Linked DNA regions of Homo sapiens: region 2 is linked to region 1. The links are chromatin loops, found by intact Hi-C in ENCODE. Cell type or tissue: HCT116. All regions are shown on one strand. Each heading gives the region's core, and the rest is flanking DNA. Links, peaks and the distances in the headings are about the cores only. Region 1 overlaps RIOK1 (RIO kinase 1). Region 2 overlaps SSR1 (signal sequence receptor subunit 1).

Region 1 (11,270 bases), core at 1,236-9,235:
TATAGTTGTAGGAGACTACACCTATGAAAACAATTTCTGCTGAAATACCCCTCCAGAGAGCTTTCTAACTGGAGCTTTAAAGTTCACCAGGCGGAGCAAAGTTGAGCAAAGGCAGAAATGGGAAGGTATTGCAAGGAAATGGAAAAAGAGGAAAGGACAGGATAAAACCTGAAGACCTGGCCAGGCAAGGCGACTTATGCCTGTAATCCCAGCACTTTGGGAGGCCGAGGCAGGCGGATCTCCTGAGGTCAGGAGTTCGAGACTTGCCATGGCCAACATGGTGAAACCTTATCTCTACAAAAATACAAAAATTAGCTGGGCATGATGGCAGGTGCCCATAATCCCAGCTATTCAGGAGGCTGAGGTGGGAGAATCACTTGAATCCAGGAGGTGGAGGTTACAGTGAGCTGAGATTGTGCCATTGCACTCCAGCCTGGGCAACAGAACGAGACTCCATCTCAAAAACAAACAAACCTGAAAACCTGTGTAGAGGCATACATGCCATGTGTTCAAAACTCTATGATTCAGAGACAAAAATAAAAATAGATAAACTGGATCACATCAAAATTTAAAACTTCTGTGCATCAAAGCTTGCAATCAACAGAGTGAAAAGACAAGTCACAGAATGGGAATAAACATTTGCAAATCACGTATCTGACATATCCAGAAAATACAAACAACTCAACAAAAAAAACCAAACCTGATTAAAAAAAAGACATGGGGCTGGACACTGTGGCTCATGCCTGCAACCCCAGAACTTTGAGAGGCCGAGACAGAAGGAGTGCTTAAGCCCAGGAGTCTAAGACCAGACTGGAAAACACAGTGAGACCCTGTCCCAACAAAATGAAAAAGAAAAAAAAAATTGGCTGGGTGTCATGGTCTGCACCTATAGTCTCAGCAGGCTGAAGCAGCTGAGGCAGGAGAACTGCTTGAGTCTAGAAGGTTGAGACTGTAGTGAGACAGGATTGTACCACTGTACTTCAGACTGGGTAACAGAGAGACCCTGTCTCTTAAAAAAAAAAAAAAAGACATTTCTCCAAAGAAAATATATAAATGGGCAAGAAGCACATGAAAAGATGCTCAACGTCACTAGTAATCAGGGAAACACAAACCAAAACCATAATAACATACACCTCACACTCATTAGGGGGTCTCTCATTGTCAAAACAAAACAAAAAACAAAATAATAGGTGTTGGTGAGGGTATGGAGATTAGTAAGTGCTGGTGAGGATGTGGAGCGATTAAAACCCTTGTGCATTGTTGGTGGTAATGTAAAATGGTGCAGCCACTACAGTAAACAGTATGGTGGGTTCCTCAGAAACTTGAAAATAGAAATATCATTTGATCCAGCAATTCTACTTCTGGGTGTATATTCGAAAGAACTGAAAGCAGCATCTTGAAGAGATATTTATACATCCATGTTCATAGCAGCATTATTCAGAATAGCCAGAAGGTATAAGCAACCCGTATGTCCATCCACAGATGAATGGATAAACAAAATATAGTATATACATACACTGGACCATTATTCAGCCTTAAAAGAAGAAATCCTAGGCCAGGCGTGGTGACTCATGTCTGCAATCCCAGCACTTCGGGAGGCCGATGCAGGCGGGTCACTTAAGGCCAGGAGTTGGAGACCAGCCTGGCCAACATGGTGAAACCCTGTCTCTACCAAAAAATACCCAAATTAGCCGGGTGTAGTGGCTCGCACCTGTAGTCCCAGCTACTCAGGGAGGCCAGGGTGGTAGAATTGCTTGAACCCGAAGGCAGAGGTTGCAGTGAGCCAAGATCACGCCACTGCACTCTAGCCTGGTGACAGAGTGAGACCCTGTCTCAAACAAAAAAAGAAAAAGATATCCTGTCACATGCTATAACATGGATGAATCTTGAAGACATCATACTAAGTGAAATAAGCCAGACACAAAAAGACAAATACTATATGATTCCACTTATAAGAGGTACCTAGAGTAGGTGAATTCACAAAGACAGAAAGTAGAATGGTGATTGCCAGGGGATGGGAAGTTGTTACTTAATGGGTACAGAATATCAGTTTGGGATGATGTAACAGGTGTGGAGATAGACAGTGGTGATAGTTTGTACCACAATGTGAATGTACTTAATGCCACTGAACCATACATTCAAATGGTTAAAGCATTAAATTTTATATTATGTCTTTTACCAGAATTCTAAAAAATTCTATATTCAGAAAGGCCTCTGAGGCCGGGCGTCGTGGCTCACACCTGTAATCCCAGCACTTTGGGAGGCTGAGGCAGGTGGGTCACCTGAGGCCAAGATTTCAAGACTAGCCTGGGCAACATGATGAAACCCTGTCTCTACAAAAAATATAAAAATTAGCTAGGTGTGGTGGCGTGTGCCTGTAGTCCTAGCTACTCGGAGACTGAGCTGGGAGGATCACTTGACCCTGAGGGGCAGAGGTTGCAGTGAACCAAGAGTGCGCCACTATGTTCCAGCCTGCGTGACAGAGTGGGATCCTGTCTCAAAAAAGAAAAAAAAAGAAAGAAAGAAAAGAAAAAAGAAAAAGAAAGAAAAGAAAAAAAGAGAAAGGCCCCTGAGAAACAAGGGAAAAGAATTAATGACCAAAAAACTGACAGTTTTCTTGCTAAACTTTCACAAACTTTGACAGTCTATGTAATCTTGCCAGATAATTGAAGTAAAAAGCTTGGATATCAAGTTGACTCAGGAGAAGAAAAAAAAAAAAAAAAGGAAAAAAAAAAAACCCCTGGCTTTACCATTGGCTGTTGTGCTGTATTTTTGATTCTTCATCTGTTAAGTAGGAAGGAAAAGGTCTCAGGAAGCTGTCAAAATGAATAAACTACACTATGCAATCTGGGTCCCTCAGAAGTGTCAAGCAAATGCAATTACTGGTTAGCATCCCAAATCTAAAAATCAAAAATCTGAAATACTCCAAAATCCGAAACTTTTTGAGCACCAACATTATGCTCAAATGAAATGTGAAATGGAGCAGTGAGGATTTTGGATTTTGATATTTCGGATGCTCAACTAGGGTAAGTACAAGGCAGATATTTCAAAACTGGAAAAAATCCAAAATCCAAAACACTTCTGGTCCCAAGCACTTGAGATAAGAGATACTGCACCTGTACTGCTATTTCCTATTCCTCCTTCCTCTCCCCATCTTACCTTTGAGAGATAAGCATCCATGTTCTCATGTGTAATGGATGGATCTGTGACAAATTCAAAGAGCTCCCGCACAGTCATGACAGCAACACTGTGCCTCATAAAGAAATCTGTCAGAAGGAAAAACGTTAATGACAGCTTTTATGAGGAAAAATATTATTATTCCAACTACCTTATAGAGAAACAAGGAGATAAAATTACATACCATCTCCCAGCAAATGGTTTAAGCATCACTGCACCAAACAATTTAGTGAGAAAATTTTACGCCAACAGCTTAACTGAGTACAAAACCAAAACAGACCAATGAGCTGTTTCGAAAATTGCCGTTTCTACTCACCATTGACGTTGGCGCAATCCTTTCTCAAGAACTCCAAGGCATGTGGGTGGTCGTGCTCCACGGACTGAGACACGTCAATGATATACACGCCTCCACCGTGGTACCTATGGGCCAGAGACACAGAAGCTGTGGGATGGTATTACTTTACTATGTTTTTCGTTTAAAATAAATTCTACTCTTAAAAGCAAGGGAAGTAGCTCACAAAATCACCAAGGTAGATAAGATGAGGCAATCTTGACTAACAGATGGAACTGGGAAAATTTCCAAAATCCATTCACTGTTAATGATCCAAGCAGTCAATTCGGTGACTAAGGTCACTGAAAAAAGGAATCCTATCTTATACCATTTGGAAGTCAACAATAAAACTTCAGAAGTTAGTGTGACTTCTTGGATTGGGATTTTGTTTATCATTTTAAAGGACACGAAACAACTGACAGGCAGTTCTTAAGAGACAAAATACACTCACAGCATGTTAAATTCACTGAGATCTGCATGGACAAGTCTGGCATCCTGATACATTCTTCTCATGTACTGAATGACCTGCAGGTACAACTCCCGAGCCTTGGATTCTGATAACTGGACATTTTTCAAGAGTGGTGCAGGCCTTGAATGAAAAGAACTAAGATAAAATGACCAAGAACAAGTTTTCTTGCTTCTTACTATACTGTTACATGCCCTTCTCTTCTACAACTCATCATGTGAGCTGTATGTGGGACAATCTGTCTCAATGCACATAAACCAAGAAGGTACCGGCAAATAGATGCTTTCCCAACACACTGTATAAGACCACCCTCCAACACAGGACTAACTTGCTCCTCATTCTGAAGCATTTTCAGACTTGAAAAGGTAGAATACATTGATAACACTTATTCACTAATATAGTGGGAAAGATTAATAAGTTATTCAAATGGGAAATATTCATATAGTGGATAAACTCAAAGAACTTAAAAATACAGTTCTGAGAATGCAATTATTAGCCCTTCCATGTACTTACATGTCATCTTTACCGATGAAACTCATGACAAGAACATGACTTCTTAGCATTATTGGTTCTGGACATGGTATCTCTGCTGTGTTTAGCCTGTGATATTATAACAAATAAAAGGACAACTGAAAAGTTGAAAAGGCATCTAAATAAATTACAACTGCAGGTCCCAAGATTAATATTGCTGTTAAGAAATAGCACCAAGGCCTCTCAAATGTATTATAATATTTCATAAACTCTAAGATTATTTTAAGTGGCACCATTATGTACCACCGAGAATGATAAAACACTAGCAATTCAACTATTACATCCCATAACCTGTAATACCCAAAGCAATTCCAGAGATGTTAAACTGAAAAAAATGTGCATCTTACAATGGAGGAAATAGAGGAGATAGGTCCACAAGTATCTTTTGTGTTGAATAGCCTGAAAAATGCTTAATAAAAATAGTTGGACTCACACCTAATAGCTTGTTGAACACAAAAGACTTTCAAAACGAGTAGTACTTGCTCAATACTACACTATCCAATGTGTCACCTGTGTACACCATATAAAAAGTTATAAGACATTTTTTAAAACTCCATAATTTTCAGGAAACTTGATCTCAACTAGATGAGGCCTTTACCTGATAAAAAGGTGTTAGTGCAAACAAAGAATATAAAAAAAGTGTCCAAAACTGGACTAAGAAAAGGAAACTATGATAAACAAAGAGTTCACGACCTAACAAGATTAGTCGAAAACTCCAATACCTACGAAAACATGACAGAGCATTATAACCATCTGATTGTGTCACTTTCCTGATTAAAATCCTTTAGCAGTTCCTTATTATCCTCAGTATAAATTCTAAACATTTTCAATGGCTTACAAGGCCTTCCAAATGATCTAGCTTCGTGGAATAAATATGAATTGTGGCAGTATTCTTTTGAAATGGATTCTCAGAATAGAAAACAACAGAATAGGAAACAATCTCTATTTGTCCAGACATGTGTTTCTTCTGCTTACTTCAGCAGACCTAATAGAAATAAAGGCCCTAACAAGTCCCTACATTTGGGCAGAACCACACTGGGATCTGCTGGGAGGAAGGGCTGATGTTCATGTACAGGGCATAGGACAGACATACACACATCCCAGACAGTCACCTGATTAAGTTCCTCATTTCTTTTTCTGCCCAAGTTTTCACCATTTTCCTAGGGTTTCCTTTACAATAGCCATGACGAAATCTTGAATAAGAAAAATGTTTATTATTTCAATCATTCCATTATTATTTTAATGTTTTAGGAAATAGAAATTAAACCAACTGGAGGGAAAAATCTGAACTTACCTGAATTCTCCACTTACATATTTATCCCGATCTTTGAACACCAAAATAGAAGTTTTATAAATTTTGATTGCTCTGCTCTCTCCATTTGCTGTGCTAGCATGGTATACATTAGCCTATATTAAGTCAAAAAAAAAAGAAAATGAAGTTTATGTTAAATAACCACTTTTTCAATCTATTTGATTCTAACCTCAAAAGTCAAGTGAACTGAAATAACATGCATAAGGAATACCACTGTCTTTTGAATATGTGAATTAAAATGTAAAACATTACATCAAAAGGACAGTAAACATAGCTCCAATATACAAATACAGTCACGTGCCACATAACGTTTTAGTTACTGACAGGTGACAGACCGCATATATGAGGTGATTCCGTAAGACTATAACAGGTATTTTTACTGTACTTTTTCTATGTTTAGATAGATAAATATTTACCATTGTCTTACAATTGTTACAGTATTCAGTACAGAAACCTGTTGTACAGATTCGGAACTACCGTATAGCCTGAGAGTGCAGTAGGCTATACTATCTAGGTTTGTATGAGTATGCTCTATAATGTTCTTCGCATAATGACAAATTTGCCTAATGATGCATTTCTCAGAAAGTATTCCCTTCATTAAGCAATGCAAGACTGTACAGTAAAATCCAATTTAAATATAGGGGAGAAGTGGTTTCAAACTTTTTTATATCTCAAGTATATGCAAAATAATTAAAGACATTCTTAAATCCAGTGATTTAGGCAAGGCGTGGAGGCTCATGCCTGTAATAGCAGCACTTTGGGAGGCCAAGGCGGGTGAATCACTTCAGGCCAAAAATTTGAGACCAGCCTGGTCAACATGGCAAAACCCTGCCTCTACTACAAATACAAAAATTAGCTGAGTGTGGTGGTGCACGCCTGTAGTCCCAGCTATTCGGGAGGGTGAGGCAGGAAAATTGCTTGTACCCGAGAGGCAGAGGTTGCAGTGAGCTGAGAACATGCCACCACACTCTAGCCTGGGAGACTGTCTCAAAAAAAAAAAAAAAAAAAGACTCTGTTTAAAAAAAATTTAAAAATCCAGTGATTTATAAGTTGAATTTTACTGAGAATTGCTTCCAGCAGAATGGGTTTTACACTTTTAAATAATTGCTTTAAAAAAAAAACAAAAACAGAAACTATATTGAGCCACAACACTCACATATATTTATTAGCTGGCCCTTTCAAGAGCCTGCAGACCCCTGCCATTATAGCTGAGTAAATCACAGTAAGAGTTTCCTTCAAGCTGGAGTAGTCAATTTTGAGTCAAAAGGATTTCAGAGTCTTCTCTAACAAACAGAAGGCAGTATACCCGTAGGTAAAGAAAAAAATAAGAAAGACTTGCTGACTCATAGAAACATAACCATAAACCCCTGGCCCCATGAGTAATTTATTTTATTAGAACTCAGGCCTGTAATAATCTGACCATCTCACTCACTACTGGGCACAACTAGTTAGACTCAATGATCCAATGCAGCAGCGGTAGTGAAAAGGGCGTAGTTATATGTACAACTTCCTCTCTAACCATGAATATTAATGTGTATGGCTTTGTTTTTCTTTCTTCTTAAAGGCATAATGTAGTTCTAAGTGCCAGTTTCATCTGGTATCTGAAATAAGAAAATTAAATATCCAATCATCCAAAGAAGAGCTCACTTCTTTTCCTGTGCTAATGCAGCCATTTATCTCTGTTATGATTCCTCTAGTCAACATCTTGAATAAAATCATTCTTGTTCTGGGATCCAACACCTAAAAAGAAATGCAAAAATTAAAAAGTTCCAAAAGACGGTACCAAATTTTCCTCATTAAAACCTGTGACAATCAATAAACAGCAGAGCTTAACTGTACGACGCTATCCTGGTTGACTAAATGAGAGTCACTATTTGGTGCTTTTATTCACTCTAATTGTTAATCAGTAAAATGTCAGGTAAAGGCCAAAGGAACCAAAGGCAAAACCAACTAGCAAGTTCATCCAGTCATGGAAATCAAAGGCAACCAAGTTCAAGAGAAACAGAACTCTAGGCTATTAGCTAATAGAAGTATAATGCAAACTACATAAATAGTATTACATTGTTCTAGTCACTACACTGAAAGTAAACAGAATCAGGTGAAATTATCTTAATATATTTTATTTAACTCAAAATATCTAAAACGCTATCATTTCAACCTGTATCAATATAAAAAGTCATCAGTGAGATAATCCTTGTTTTTGACACTAAGTCTCCAAACTCCGGTGTCTTTTGCATTTAAAGCACATCTCAATTCAGACTGGCCACATCTCAAGTGCCCAGTGGCTACCGTCGTGGACAGGCAGCTGTAAATCAGGGGTCAGCACTCTCCGGCCCATGGACCAAATCAGACCACAGCTTGTTTTTCCTTAGCTTGCAAGTTAAGAATGGGTTTTACACTTTTAAATGATTGCTTTGAAAAAAAATCAACAGAAACTATATGTGAGCCACAATGCTCACACATATTTATTAGTTGGCCCTTTCAAGAGTCTGCAGACCCCTGCCATTATAGATTAGTAAATCACGGTAAGCATTTCCTTCAAGCCAGAATAATCAATCTTGAGTAAAATGGATTTCAAAGTCTTCTCTAACAAACAGAAGGCAGTGAATTTAAAGGCTGTTCTTGTTTATCTCTGAAACTAAAGCAGCCAAATATTTGTATGCAATTTCTAAGGATACCAACCAATAACTCCTTGTGGCTCAGGCAGGCCCTCTAGCCCCCATGGGGTGAGACGGTATTATAAACTAGCCAAACTCAACTATACTTTAGGGTCCACCTTCAATGAAGTGGCTGGGGTCACACCACAAACCTAAGGTTAATATAAACAAAACCACCTGGGAAGACTATAGGACTAAAAACCAAATCACGACCATTGCAACTAGAGAAGAATGAAAAGGCACTAGTTTCCATTTCTTCTCTACTGCACAGGTAAGCAAAGAGGGGAAGTCAGCTGGCTGAGTATGGGCCTCTAGGTACAGAACTGTGCTTCTGCGAAGTTGGCAGTTAGACAAGTCAGGGGCATAGGAAGAAGTAACAAACCAGATGGCTTAAGAACAAAACAGGGAAAGAGAAATGATAAATTTACACACAAGCATATATTTTATATAGACAGCTGAAGACTCCAGCTATGTACTCTATCATTCAAAATTAATTTTGAAAGAGAAAAAGAATTTCCTGCCAAAAATAACCCTAAAGTTATTTAGGGTCTTTGAAACTTAAGGCTATCTCATTTTTCCGAGGTGAACCATACTTTGTTTTCAATTACAGAAATAAATCACAAAATAAACTAGGGGACAATGAAGACACAGACCACAGACCCGGCTTCTGTCTAATGGTGGAATTCAGAACATGTGCTTGTGTATATGGGAGGGGGTGGTGGAAAGGAGTGGTAGGTGGCAGAGGCAAATGTTCTGACTCTTTTTATCACTTTCTTCACATCAAAAATCTGGGCCAAGGCTAATATCCAATCACATTCTTCGGAATGTGGGAAAATTAGGGGCCAATTTTTCCCCATTCTTGAATAGAAAGAATAAAACAAGCATAATTTCTAAACAAAGGATTCCTAACTGGAAATTTGAAGACATTATCTGCCCCTCTCTCTTTTACACCCACACTTCCTGCTTTGTGGCAGATACCCTACCTATCTTCTGGGAAAGCTCACAAAATTCCTACGGACCTTTTCTAAAAGATTGCTGGTCTGATAATCTCTCCAAGAAGGGAAAGCATCGCATGGTGGCTCTGCAAGGCCACTGAAGGACCATGACTCTAATTCATCCAATAGTCCTATAAAAGCAAGATGTAGGTCTCTAAACTCGAAACTATAAAAAGGAATAATTTTATATAGGAGTAATTTTAGGTAACATTAGCATTAAGCAAAAAGGATAAAAGCAAACTACAATTCAAAGAGAGAAGAAATGCTAATTAAAAAGAAGAGTTTGCAACACATTTAAATTGTACCTGTTCTACAGTTGCTCTGTCTGCCTTATCTTTGATGCGATACCTAACCAAAAACAAAAACGTATAGTTGACACATTCAAAATTCAGTGAGAAGCCAAAATCTTCTAAATGTAGATAATTTCATGAAAATTCCTAAGTAGGTAGTTTCTCTAAATAACAGATTTTATGATATGATTGTAGATTTTTCATTACTCAGTGAAACTTTCTTCATTTCCCCTGAATACCAAAATTCAATTCTGTATTTTGGCAAAAGGAGTATGTATACAGTAAAAAGAAAAATCTATTCCTATTTCAGAAGCATCAAAGAGCCGCCAGGGTAAAGTGAACTATGCTGAAAAAGAGAAAACATTGAGTATATTTGTACTGTCCTTCACATCTTTAATGATTCTGTTAGCACACAATTAAAGTCTTGTCTTCTTTTTTTTTTTTAAAGAGACAGCATCTTACTATGTTGCCCAGGCTAGGCATAGACTCCTGGGCTCAAGTATTCCTCCTGCCCCAGCCTCCACATAGAGTTAGTCATTTACAAGGCTTTCTGTTTAGAGGCATTTTCTAAGAAGATACAAGTTTTTTTGTTTTTGTTTTTGTTTGTTTGTTTTGAGATGGAGTCTCGCTCTGTCGCCCAGGCTGGAGTGCAGTGGCACGATCTCGGCTCACTGCAAGCTCTGCCTCCCGGGTTCACGCCATTCTCCTGCCTCAGCCTCCCGAGTAGCTGGGACTACAGGCGCCCGCCGCCAAGCCCGGCTAATTTTTTTGTATTTTTAGTAGAGACAGGATTTCACCTTGTTAGCCAAGATGGTCTCGATCTCCTGACCTTGTGATCCGCCCGCCTCTGCCTCCCAAAGTGCTGGGATTACAGGCGTGAGCCACTGCACCTGGCAGTTTTGTTTTTTAAAATCGTTTCAAGACAGTATTCAAATGCAGACTCTGATTTGCTTCTGCTTATACACTGAGTGACTCCACCTAGCACACTAACCTAAACTAATAAAGGTTTAAACACAAAGATTCAAACAGATACCAGTGAAATAACAAATAACTATGGTGTATCTCAAAAAGCTGATACCTCTTGGACATAGCAATAAATTGGAAGAAAGCTGGCTTTTACGTTCAATTCTCACAGTTAGTTGTATGATCTTAGTGTCGTTTTCTATAATATAGTGATAATACTTTAGAGTTATTAGCATATAAGAGAAGTTATTCAGATCTTAAACAATTGGCTTTGAGAACAGAAGTGTAAACAGAAACAGTTCTCAGTTATATCATTAGTTCATAGTCTTCCCTTAAATTTTTAAAAATACTTCATGGGAAAGAATAATTCTTAATAAATTTTAAGGGAACATTTTTGCACATTTTAGTTTAAACTGAAATCTACAAACACTGTTCCCCTCATAAGAACACATTTGTAAATTTCATGAGATTACACTTTTACCATGTATTTCTTAAAATTCATTAATTTTTATTTTATGTATTTATTTTTGAGATGGAGTCTCGCTCTG
Region 2 (8,000 bases), core at 1-8,000, 110 kb after region 1:
ACAGAAGATTTTATTGTTGAATCCTTAGATGCCTCATTCCGTTATCCTCAGGACTACCAGTTTTATATCCAGAATTTCACAGCTCTTCCTCTGAACACTGTAGTGCCACCCCAGAGACAGGCAACTTTTGAGTACTCTTTCATTCCTGCAGAGCCCATGGGCGGACGACCATTTGGTTTGGTCATCAATCTGAACTACAAAGATTTGAACGTAAGATCCTCTAAACCTTCTTTTTGTTTAAGTTAGAGATGGATGGGGGCGGTGACGTTGTTTAATAGAATATATCTGTTCATTCAGTTGCCTGTTTTGTGGTTGAACCTGTGATAGCCACCAGGGAAGCAAAGATAAATTGCACGTTTCTTCTTCAAGTCTAATCCAGTGGGGGAGGCATATGAAAACAGGCACTAGAACATGCTGATAAGTGATGCATACTAGAGATAAGGGGAATAAGGTGCTATTGTGTGGGAGTGGAAGTGAAAATGGAGATGTAAGTAAAGCTATGAGCCGGATCTTAATGGGAAAAGGAGCAGTAAGACACACAATGGAGTCTACAGCTTATTCAGATGTTAAGATCTGTTGCTGGGTACAGTGGCTCACACCTGTAATCTCAGCACTTTGGGAAGCTGAGGTGGGTGGATCACCTGAGGTCGGGAGTTCGAGACCAGCCTGGCCAACCTGGTGAAACCCTGTCTCTACTAAAAATACAAAAATTAGCTGGGCATGGTGGCAGTCGCCTGTAATCCCAGCTACTCGGGAGGCTGAGGCAGGAGAATCACTTGAACCTGGGAGGCGGAGGTTGCAGTGAGCTGAGATCGCACCATTGTACTCCAGCCTGGGCCACAGAGTGAGACTCCATCTCAAAAAAAGAATAAAAGATCTGTCAAATAATTTGTTTTGTACCTCCTTTTGTTGCTTGCATTTTGCCCATTTTACTACTTCTGTTTGTAAATTTAAAGACTGTCTATAATTGTTTTCCCATCATTTTATGTACTCATAGATAAAATAGAACCATATATTTTCAATGTAGTTTCAGCAGCAAGGTTTATCATTTACTTTTTGATTTAGGAGAACCAAATGTCCTAATATAAGCTCTGATGCCTTATGATTTTTAATAATGTATACTATATATCAGTCATCAATGACTGAATGAGAGAACCCTAGTAGAAATAGGTCCTCTAAATGAGAGCACATCTAAACCATTCCTCTGTCAAAAAGTTTTCAGACGAGGAAATTTTATTTTCTCTTGGAAGCTAATTCAACCTTTTCATTACCCTGGTGTTAACATGTTTACCTTGTGTCTGAGTTAAATTTCTAGTGCTGCAATCAAGTTTTCTTTTTTCTGATTACTTAGTAGAGAAAAGGAAGTATTTTCATCCTGTCCTCAAAATAATAACTTACAGTTATTACTTAACTCTATAGTTAAGTAGCTTAAAGAATTACTGATTTTAGCTTGTTTTTGAGTAGAATAAAATTTAATCCAACAGGTATATATGAAGTTTTAGTTCCTTCTTTTAAATTCACCTGTACCACTTTTTTTTTAATCTGTGTATTATTCCTGAAATTATCAATAGAGGAATGCAAATTGAAGGATCTTGAAGTAAAACTTACATAATTACAGTTTAGCAATAAGTGACAGTTTTGACAATGTACTACCTTTGTGAAGAATAGCTGTGTATTGCCCCAGTGAGTCTAATGCATTTGAAAACTGAAATTGTGAACTGATAAAATTATTTCAAGACCACAACATAAAAATATTTTCATACCTAAAGTGACCATCCCATTTATTATGAAGAAATTGGTTTCCAGCCCACTGTCTTTTTTTTTTTTTTTGAGGTGGGAGTTTCGCTCTTGTTGCTCAGGCTGGAGTGATCTCGGCTCATCACAACCTCTGCCTTCTGGGCACAAGTGATTCTCCTGCCTCAGCCACCTGAGTAGCTGTGATTACAGGCATGCGCAACCATACCCGGCTAATTTTGTATTTTTAGTAGAGAGGGGGTTTCTCCATGTTGGCCAGGCTGGTCTTGAACTCCTGATCTCAGGTGATCTGCCTCGGTTGGCCTGCCAAAGTGCTGAGATTACAGGTGTGAGCCACCGCACCCGGCACCACTGTCATTTTAGAACATGAATTTAACTTTTGTTCCGATCTAGTTCTTAAAATGACCTGCTTCTGCAGCTGCCGCTGTACTCTTCCTTCCTTGTTTTGAAGGATTGCAAACAACAGAAGGTAAAGCTTGTTGGCGTAAGAATGCTGTGAGCTTTGTTTCTTTCTGCACGTTTTATCTCATTTTTATTTTACTCTCTGGGTCCTCACACCACCACCCCTACCCCAGAAGAAAATTCAGGGGACAACTTTGGCAAAGTCGGTGACTTTTTTTAAAGGGGTGTGGATCTCGCTATGTTTGCTAGGCTGGACTCACAAGTCCTGGGTTCAAGCAGTCCTCCTGCCTCAGCCCCCGAGTACCTGGGACCACAGGCATACGCCATCTCACCTGGCCCAGAGACTTTATTTCATGTGAGAAAATAACAATGTTGAGTCCCTGCCACAGAATATTGCAGTTACATATGAATTTGTTGAGTCTTCTAAGTGATGGGAAGGCTATATTCAATCTGTTAGAGTAACTGTTTTAAGTAATGTTACATGTTTTACTTCCTTTATTGCATTTAGATTTTTCTGATTATTTTATTTTCTTAAACAGGGCAATGTATTCCAAGATGCAGTCTTCAATCAAACAGTTACAGTTATTGAAAGAGAGGATGGGTTAGATGGAGAAACGTAAGTGAAAGTTGTAGTATGTAGATCTTGATTTTGCTCGTAAAGTAAGACTGGAAAGCTTGCTCTGTTTCAGCATTGTTTTAGATGTTGACGATGGAATGAACTGTATAGATTTGGTGAAATCCTTACGATATTCATTCATACTTCAGATGATTCTTATAACTATAAAAGTCAAATTAGGAAAGATAGTTGAAACTGATGGAAGAATCTCTTTAAAAGTTAGTATTGGCTTTCTGTCCTTCCTCTCATCTAAATTTTCTACCTCATGCTTATAAACTGTTCACCAGCCTAAACTAAGTCTCGTGCCTCTGAAATTACTATTGAAAACATAAGTTAGAAGATTTTATCTTGAAAAATGTAAGTGTTCTTTCTGAATGATGAATCTTTTTTTACTCTAAACTTATATATAATTCACTTAAGGTAATTTTTAAATTGGATTGTGCAAAATAATGTAATATTCCAGGGAGATGAAAGCTAATGCAATTATTTTATAAACCAAGCTTTTGAATAGAGCATAAATTGTAATTCTATTTTCAATCATAGAGTTTTTTTTAATTGACTAATTGCTCTTAAAGGTAATTTATAAAACTTAACTACCTGGATTTAAGTTGAATACAAAGCATTTTATTCCTTTTCGCCACAAGTTATTTGGAAAGCTTCTATTATGTGTTATAATTATAGTTGTAATTAGACGTGGTATTTCCTCTGAATTAAAGACAGTTCATATTTTCTCCTTTTGTACCAGAATCTTTATGTATATGTTCCTTGCTGGTCTTGGGCTTCTGGTTATTGTTGGCCTTCATCAACTCCTAGAATCTAGAAAGGTAATTATGGATGAACACCTCTTACAGCCGTGTTTCAAAAGTTGTTAAGTACTAAGTTAAGCAGTCTAGTTCTTCGGCCTCATACTGTCACTGTGGGTTTGTATACGTAGAACTTTGTTGTACCTTTTTAAAATAAAACCTGAAGCCTTAGATATGTAAATTGATTCATTTAAACTTACTTTCTTTTTTTTTCTGGAGACAGAGTCTTACTTTGTCACCCAAGGCTGGAGTGTGCAGTGGTGTGATCTTAGCTCATTGTGGCCTCAACCTCCTGGGCTCAAGTGATCCTCTCAACTCAGCCTCCCGGTTAGCTGGGACCATAGGTGTATGCCACCACACCCCGCTAATTTTAAAATTTTTTGTAGAGGCAGGGTTTTGCCATATGCCCAGGCTGGTCTCAAACTCCTGAACTCGAGCAATCTGCCCACCTTGGCCTCCCAAAGTGTTGGGATTACAGGTGTGAGCCACTGCACCTGGCCTCATTTAGACTTTCATACACACATACAATTATTTATTGTCCTTTGTGCCCTCCAGAGTGATATTTACCTTTGGATTGGTATTGTAGCTCTAAATGCTAGAATTTTTATTCCCTAAACTCAGATTTTATTGTTCTGTTTACTTTACTTTTTAATGGGTATGCTATTTTATCTGCAAGTAACCTAGCTTTTATATTTTCTTTAATATTCTTTTTTTTTTTTTTTTTTTTGAGACAGTCTGGCTCTTTCATCCAGGATGGAGTGCAGTGGCACAATCTTGCTTACTGCAACCTCCGCCTTCGGGGCTCAAGTCATCCTCCCACCTCAGCTTCCTGAGTAGTCGAACTACAGGTGCACGCCACCACACCCAGCTAATTTTTGTATGTTTTGTAGAGACAGGGTTTCGCCATGTTGCCCAGGCTGGTCTCGAACTCCTGGGCTCAAGCTGTCCTCTCATGTTGGTTTCCCAAAGTGTTGGAATTGTAGGCATGAGCCACCACACTCAGCCTGCGTTAATACTCTTAATTATAGAAACAATCCTTAATTAATAAACAAGTCCTTTCATTGGAAAAAGAACTAATACATTTTGTTCTCTCAGTCAAAATTCTGTTTTTGTGGTTAGAGTAATAAAATGGTAACACCTAGGGTCTGCCACGATCATGGTTCTCACTCTGGATTCATTCCCTACCACATCCTTATTTCCCTCCTCTTCCCCATTCCCTCACTCACCCTCCTCCTTTCCTTCCCTCACTCACCCTCCTCCTTTCCTTCCCTCACTCACCCTCCTCCTTTCCTTCCCTCCAGCCTACAAAAACAAAACCTATACTATTTCTCTCAGTGGGAAAATATAAACAATTTTATCAAATATGTTAATATAATTCATTAGACCCTAAACAGTTGCTAATCATTTTGGCGATTATTTATTAAGCCTTTAGTCAGGCAGTCAAATCTATATTAAAATTAACAATGAATGTTATTAATAAGCTCTTTCTCTTTAAAAGAGAAATACTTTGTGTTTAAATGTTAATTTCTAAAACTCGCTTTGCCTCATTGTCATAATGGTTGGAATTTTTGCTGTAAATTTGTATATTAGGTATAACTGCATCTCCATTTTTCTTCTATTTAAATGAAACTATTTTTAAGTTATCTCTCCATGTACTTAGGTTCTAACTTACGGATTATATAATTAATACTGTTTCTTATGTAGATAAACTGAGGTTTGTTGGTTTCTTGGGTTTTTTTTTAAAGCAAGGCTAAATGAGTCATTTTTACTTTCTAGCAGTTTTGCTGTAAATACTCTAGGGAGAAAGTTTGAAGTTCTTAAATTGAGGTGGTTAGCTTAATGAGATTTTATGGTTTCGTTTTGTTTTGTCTGTGCCAACTGTTTAATTGTATTTAGCTTACGATGCAGAAACTGCCTGCATGTAACATATCAGCAGTTATCCTGAATTTTGTTGAATATAGAAATAAATTTATTCTTTGATTACAATTTGATTCCTAAAGGGAAATAAAGTCATTGTATAAATAGATACTCTTATGTGGTCCACCAGTGGTACATAACATGAACCTTTATAGCAAGGGGAAAGGTCTTTAAAGCCTGAAAATAAATGTGATGAAGATTTATTCTTTATCATCAGTACTAGACATGATTTTCTCCTTCCCTTTAATAAAGTATTTGAGTAGAAGTATGTTCTAGGAAGACTAGAAGAGAATATAACTTGTTTACCAAGATATTTAAATTAAGTAATTTGATAGGTGTTTTAAAAATTAGAGTAAACAGCTGGTCATGATAGTATGTGCCTATAGTCCCAGCTACTTGGGAGGCTCAGGCAGGAGGATTGCTTGAGCCCAGGAGTTCCAGGCAGCCTGGGCAACATAGCAAGACCTCAACTCTTTTTTAAAAAATATTAAGTAAATGGTGTAACGGAACTCCTTTAAAATATGTCTTTATGTTCTTTTAGCGTAAGAGACCCATACAGAAAGTAGAAATGGGTACATCAAGTCAGAATGATGTTGACATGAGTTGGATTCCTCAGGAAACATTGAATCAAATCAGTAAGTAGTCTTACAGACTTGGCTGGGAAGTTTTTCTCTTAAGTGGAAATTAAATACCTTAGATTTAGTTTAAAAAAAAAACTTTTTCAGTACTATTTAACATTCATCTTTTCCATTACTTGTGTAGAATCTAGTATAGTGATTAATTAAGACCTTAAAGGTTTATTCAGTGTGTAGTCTTCTTATGCTTTAATTTGGAAATTCTTCCAGATCTGCAGCTTATTTATGAATGTGTGAATTTTCTGTGTTCCTAATCCATTTCCTGTCTCTTTTCTTTCTGTTGCTTCAGTGCAGAGTAGAAGAGGTGAGGCATTTAATTTTTTTAATGGTTTTTGCTAGAGAATTGGGGGCTCTCAAATAGCACGTAAATATTTTACGTCAAGTTTAATGAGTAATGGAACAATTTTTCTTACTACATTTTATTAGAAAAACTACCCAGTATAACTTGAAAGAATAAACCTAAAATATTACCCGACAATTTATTTTACAGATACATTTCAGTTTTATTACATATTCAGTTAAAATACTAACCTTTATAAAAGAATATAGAAATGTTTCTTCAATTGTAGGACATTTTAAAAATGTTTATTATAAAACCAATGCAGCCTCATTATAAAAAATTAAATAGTACAGAAGTGAAAAAAATAAGTCAATTCCTGACTTCATTAATCCTATTTATTTATTTATTTATTTATTTATTTGAGATGGAATCTTGCTCTGTCGCCCAGGCTGGAGTGCAGTGGCATGGTCTTGGCTCACTGCTACCTCCGCCTCCTGGGTTCGAGTGATTCTCCTGCCTCAGCTTCCCAAGTAGCTGGGATTACAGGCACGTGCCACCACGCCCGGCTAATTTTTTTTGTATTTTTAGTAGAGACAGGGTTTCACCATGTTGGCCTGGCTGGCTTCGACCTCCTGACCTCAAGTGATCCGCTAGCCTCGGCCTCCCAAAGTCCTGGGATTACAGGCGTGAGCCACCACGCCCGGCCCTATTTTTCATAAATGGTATTATGTTTATATTTTCCATTAATTTCTATATATCTATAAGCATATACGCCTATTGTTTTTATGTGAGTATTTAGTTCAGATTGCATCATGCTGTCTACAACTTCAGTTTTCATACCTTGGATGTCTCTTTGTAGTAACTACATAAATATTTACTAAACTGTTTTTTTACAACTAGACAATATTATTTTATATATATATGTATGTCATGATAGATTAAACCTGTTCTGTATTGGAAGGATATTGGTTACTTTTATTTTTTCACTCCTACAGATGATACTGTAATGAATATTCTTATATATAAATTTATAGGATAACTTCTTAAAGGTAGAGTAACTAGGTCTAAGATTAAATACACTGAATTTTTATGGAAGGGACCCCATTTCCCTCCTAAAAGGGGAAAAAAAGGTAGTGCCAATTTATGTTCTCAACCATGCACAATATTGCCTATTTAATCTGTCGGTATGATATAAAATGAGTGTCTTACTGTTTCATTTGCATTTCTTTAAGAATGAGGTTCAGCTCCTTTATACATATTCATAGTTGACCCTTGAAAGACACAGGTTTGAACTGCTTGGGTTTCACTTTATATACAGATTTTTTCAATATAATTGACCCTCGGTATATTGGTGGGTTCCACATCTGCAACCAAAAGCAGATAAAAAATACAATATTTGGCCAGGCGTGGTGGTTCACACCTGTAATCCCAGCACTTTGGGAGGCTGAGGCAGGAGGATCGCCTGAGCCCAGGAGTTTGAGACTAGCCTTGGCAACATAGTGAGACCCCATCTCTACAAAGAATGAAAAAAAAATACATGTGTTGACGTGCGCCTAGGCTGAGGTGGGAGGATTGCTTGAGCCTGGTAGGTC

What was found. Peaks named below come from ENCODE experiments on the same cell type or tissue, not always from the same donor. Only the 100,000 strongest peaks of a DNase experiment are listed, where the experiment ranks them.
Region 2: it touches region 1 in a loop (2.7-fold over the local background); 19 of 110 quality-filtered maps call a loop at or near these places.

The regions. Positions count from the first base shown.
Region 1 is chr6:7,397,245-7,408,514 of GRCh38, reverse strand. It overlaps RIOK1 (RIO kinase 1), which reads right to left. Exons shown (of 17, transcript NM_031480.3): 5 at 9,775-9,817; 6 at 7,465-7,557; 7 at 5,800-5,912; 8 at 5,618-5,698; 9 at 4,488-4,574; 10 at 3,960-4,097; 11 at 3,494-3,597; 12 at 3,160-3,266. Among named protein-coding and RNA genes, the nearest start is that of RIOK1, 13 kb to the right of the region's middle. In HCT116, for the core only: no CTCF peak of the experiment used is centred there; no DNase peak of the experiment used is centred there.
Region 2 is chr6:7,293,520-7,301,519 of GRCh38, reverse strand. It overlaps SSR1 (signal sequence receptor subunit 1), which reads left to right. Exons shown (of 8, transcript NM_003144.5): 4 at 1-210; 5 at 2,697-2,773; 6 at 3,519-3,597; 7 at 6,035-6,128. Among named protein-coding and RNA genes, the nearest start is that of SSR1, 16 kb to the left of the region's middle. In HCT116, for the core only: no CTCF peak of the experiment used is centred there; no DNase peak of the experiment used is centred there.